Linked DNA regions of Homo sapiens: region 2 is linked to region 1. Evidence: read pairs that join two places in POLR2A ChIA-PET (ENCODE). Cell type or tissue: PC-9. All regions are shown on one strand.

What was found. ChIA-PET counts read pairs that join two places held together with the same protein. Peaks named below come from ENCODE experiments on the same cell type or tissue, not always from the same donor. Only the 100,000 strongest peaks of a DNase experiment are listed, where the experiment ranks them.
Region 2: POLR2A ChIA-PET joins it to region 1 with 5 read pairs; 2 of 35 experiments call an interaction of 5 or more read pairs at or near these places.

The regions. Positions count from the first base shown.
Region 1 is chr15:73,469,457-73,471,956 of GRCh38, reverse strand. The region is part of intron 1 of REC114 (REC114 meiotic recombination protein); the gene reads right to left. Among named protein-coding and RNA genes, the nearest start is that of REC114, 28 kb to the right of the region's middle. In PC-9, no CTCF peak of the experiment used is centred here; no DNase peak of the experiment used is centred here.
Region 2 is chr15:73,649,940-73,652,439 of GRCh38, reverse strand. The region is part of intron 2 of LOC105370891 (a long non-coding RNA gene); the gene reads right to left. Among named protein-coding and RNA genes, the nearest start is that of NPTN, 18 kb to the right of the region's middle. In PC-9, no CTCF peak of the experiment used is centred here; a DNase peak (open chromatin) is centred at 1,399.

The DNA.
Region 1 (2,500 bases):
TTAAAATAATCTCCCATCCTGACTTCTAACACTATACTTTAGTTTTAATTATATGAGTGGAATCATAAAGAATTATTTGACATTTGGCTCCATCAATGTTGTTGCATGTGTATTCATTTTCATGATTCTTGAATACCTTCTATGATGATACCACCCTTTTTTTGTTTGTTTGTTTGTTTGCTGATGGGTATTTTTTCCAGTTTAGGTTCACTACAAATAATACTGTTATGAACATTCTTACATATGTCTCTTGTTGGATAGAAACACTCACTATAAAGATTTCTATTTTTCCCAAATTATTTTTTTTTCAAATCATAGCCAACAACTTCCAGGAGAGCCCCAGTTTAGACTACTCTCTTGCCCTCCAAATTGCTACATTTAATCACCCAATCAACATCTCCATGTAAAGGTTTAATAGTTATCTCAAAATTAACAGCCCCTAACTTGAACTCCTAACCTTCTCATTCACTATTTACAAAGTACCTACCCTGTGCTAGGCTGTTGTAGACATTTGACATCACAACATTTTCACCTCAGAAAATAATTTTCTTCTTTTTCAGGTTTCTATATGCAACACTTAAGAAATTAATTCTTTCCTTCCATTTCTTTGGCTAAACCATGGAATCATTCTTGACTCCTTTTCTCACACCCATATCCAATCCATCAGCAAATCCTTCATGTCTATCTTCAAAATATCCATAATTCAACCACTTCTTATAGGTCTTGTCTAAATTATCATTCTCTCTAGTTGGATTATTATAATAATCTCCTAACTGGCTTTTCAATTTCTGTTCTTGCTTCCCTTCTCCAACACAGAGTTTATTCTCAATACAGTAGCCAGAGTGATCCTTTAAAAATATAAGTCAGATCATGTCATTTCCAGCTTACAGCCCTGCAATAGCTCCCTATCTCATTCAGAAGCTCCTGCAACGCACTCCACGGTCTAGGCCCTCCACTGCCTCTCTGCTCTTGTCCTGTAGCACCCACCTACTGTGCACTCTCATCAGCCACACTAGCCTCCTTCCTGCTCCCTGAACCCACTAGGCACACTGATTATTATAAACCTCAGGGCTTCTACAATTGCTGTTCTATCTGAAATTCTCTTCTTCTAGATACCACGACTCACTCCATCTTCAAACCTTAGCTTAAATATCATGTTTTCAGGTAAAACTTTTCCTAACCATCCATCTGAAAACTCCCCCATGTTATCTAAACCACACTACTCCTATTCCCTTCTCCAGCTTTATTTTTATCCATAGCTCTTACCACTTTGTTATATTTACTTGTTACTAGTCTTCCCTGAGCAGAAATTAAGCTCCATGAAGATAGAGATTTTTTTTTCCCCGTTTTGGACACTGTTATATTCAAATGCCTAGGATAGTACCTGGCACACAATAGACACCCAATATTTTGTTGGATGGTTAAGTAAATAAGAACTTTTAAATGAAGGCACCATATTAAGATGCAAAATTTTCAAAGGAAATAAAGATGTCTTCAGAAAGAATTCATCACCAGCAGATCTGCACTGAAAGAAATGTGAAAGGAAGTCCTTCAGGAAGAAAGAAAATGTTATCAGATAAAAACTAAGATCTCCACAAAAGAATGAAGAGTGCAGGAAATAATAATTACATGGGCAAATGCATAAAAATTTTACCTAAATATCTTTAAAAGATAACTGATAAATGGGATTATATTGATAAACAATATTCAATTTATCCAAACGAAAGGCAAGATCAAAATTAAAAGGGAACAAAGAACAGATGGGAAAATTATAAAACAAATAGCAAGATAACAGACTGAAACCCAACCCTATCAATAATCATATTAAATATAATAGTACATTTAAATGTAAACACCTCAATTAAAGGCAGAGGTTGTCAGATTGGATAAAAAAGACAAAACAAGCTATATGCTGCCTACAAGAAATGCACTTTAAATATAAAAACAAACAGGTTAAAAACAAAAGGATAGAAAAAATATATACCAAGCTAATGCTAGTCAAAAGCTAGAGTAAGGCCAGGCACAGTGGCTCACTCCTACAATCTCAGCACAGGCTTGCCCTGGCTAACACAGTGAAACCCCATCTCTACTAAAAATACAAAAAATTAGCCGGGCATGGTGGCGGGCACCTGTAGTCCCAGCTACTCGGGAGGCTGAGGCAGGAGAATGGCGTGAACCCAGGAGGTGGAGCTTGCAGTGAGCCAAGATCGCGCCACTGCACTCCAGCCTGGGCAAAGGAGGGAGACGGAGTCTTAAAAAAAAAAAAAAAAAAAAAAGAGTCTAAGGCTTGCCTAAGGCCAGGAATTTGAGATCAGCCTGGGCAACATGGCAAGACTTGATCTCTACAGAAAATGTAAAAATTAGCCAGGCACGGTGGTACACGCCTGTAGTCCCAGCTGCTTGGGAGGCTGAAGCAGAAGGATCACTTGAGCTCAGGAGTTCGAGGCTGCTGTAAGCTATGATTGCACCACTGCACTCTGCACACTGCACCCAGAGGCCT
Region 2 (2,500 bases), 180 kb before region 1:
ATCATAGAATAAGAAACTGTTCCTTGTTATTATTAATTTTGTCGTTGTTGTTATTTACTAAGAAGACAAGGTCTCACTTTGTTGCATGGGCTGGTCTCAAACTCCTGGACTCAGGCAATCCTTCTGCCTTGGCCTTCCAAAGTGCTGGGATTATAGGCATGAGCCACCACACCCAACCAAGAAACTGTTCTTAAAATTTTAATTGTAATGGCTGAAATTAGAAATGTAATGGAAGAATTGGCAGATAAAGGAGATCTCTTAGAACATAGAGGAAAAAGCAAAAGAGATGGGAAATATGATAGAAAATATAAGAGACAATCAATACAGAAAGTCAAACATTCAGAAAGAGAATAAAAGAGCACAGAAGGTCATAATTTATCTCAAGTAATAAAGACATAATAGTTTTCAGATTGAAAGAGCCCAGCAAGTATTGCACATAATGAGTGAAAAAGACCCATACCTTGACATATCATTGTGAAATTTCAGAACACCAAAAATAAAATTTTTTAAAAGCTCCCCCCCAAAATTTTTTAAACTACTTGCATTGGTGCAAAATCAAATTAATAGTGGACTTCTCATCGGTAACATTAAATGCCAGAAGAAAATGGAGCAATGTCTTAAGACTTGTGAGAGAAAATTGTTTTTAAGCTAGCACTGTATAATACATCCAAACTATCAATCAAGTATGAGAACAAAATAAGGAATTTTCAGACAGACAAAGGCTAAGAAAGCATCTATCTCACATACTTTTTAAGAGAGAGAATCTTGAGGATATCATCAAGCAAAATGAAGGTGAAAACCAAGGAAGAGGAAGCGGTTGGATTCTTGATGTATTATCTATATTGCAATTAATGGCAGCTTAAAGAAATAAGGTTTTATTTTTCCCACATCACAGAATGTCTGGTCACAGGCATTTTATGACTGGCTTAGCAGCTCAGGGATGTCCTAAGTTTTCCTGACATCTTCTTTTTCCATTTCTGCCATCCCTAGCATTTGGTCTTCACCCTCCCTATCACAAGATGGCTGCAGTAATTCCAAGCATCAAATCTCCATTCTCAGTGAGAAGGAAGGAGGAAGTATGAAGACCAAATTTATTCCCATTAAAAAGGTTTTCCTGAGGCCCTACTCAGAAATTTGTATCTGTATCTCATTCGCTAGAATTAGATGGGTCTTAGAGTCATCTCTAGCTGAAAAAAGGAATCTGAAGGGCAAAGCCTCTTTCTCTCCCTCCCTTCCTTCTTTCCTTCTTGCCTTCCTTCTTGCCTTCTTGCCTTCTTTCTTTCTTTTCTTTTGTATAATGCCTCTCTGTGGGAAAAAATGAGGTTCTCCTAGTAATAAAGAAGAGGAGAAAAAGTATTGTGCAAGAAACTAACAGAATTTTTTACATACAAAATATTTGGTTCTAAGAGACAGGAAACTGGCTTAAGCAATAAGGAAACAGAAAGTCCAGATGCAGGGCTTCCAGAATTAGTTGAGTCATTAGCTCCATGATATCATCTGAAGCTCAGGTTGTTTCCATATCTCTGTTCTGCCACCTTAGTGTTGGCTTCAGCTTCAAGCTGACAGCAAGATGGCTGCCACAATTCCAGGTGTCATATCTAATTAGATATGACAATGTCCAGACAAAGAAAAAGGACTGTGTTTTCTGTTTTTTCCCGTCTTAGGGACGAAAATCTTTCCCAGAAGTCCCCTTGCTAATTTATTCTTGTGTCTCATTAGCCAGAATTGAGTCACAATTCTGAACCAATCGCTAGCAAAATGAATGGGATTATTATTGTTAATCTAGACTAATCCTCTGAGTGGGATGTGAGTTGGGGAATCTACCAGTGTTCATTACAATACTTCCTGTAGTGCTCATCTGGGGAAAAGAGTTTCACTAAGACCATACTGTAACAGATCTAGAAGCCAATCATTTCATATCAGAAAAACAGATCAGTTGGCCAGGTGCAGTGGCTCATGCCAGTAATCCCAGCACTTTGGGAGGCCAAGGCAGGTAGATCACCAGAGGTCAGGAGTTTGAGACCAGCCTGACCAACATGGTGAAACAAAAATTAGCCGAGTGTGGTGGCAGGCATGTTTGTAGTCCCAGCTACTGTGGAGGCTGAGGCACGAGAATCACATGAACCTGGGAGGCAGAGGTTGCAGTGAGCCGAGATTGTGCCACTGAACTCCAGCCTGGGAGAAAGAACAAGACTTCATCTCAAAAAAAAGGAAAAAGAAAAAGAAAAAGAAAAACAGATCAGTAGAATCCAACAAGAATGTCTTCAGGAAGAAGAGTAGAATTGATTCTCAGCAAAAATGGTAGATAAGAAGCTGGAAGAGCTTAGTGGCTTAGTCTTACATTAGTTTTCTCGACAAGAGGAAGGTAATTAGAAATTTTAGGAAAGAATGTGTACAACAAAGTCATGGTCCAAATATGAAGCAAAATAGAATCCATTGGACCTCGACTCATTCAAGTATTACGGGTTTGTATTATTGACCTCATAAAGAAGGAATTGTA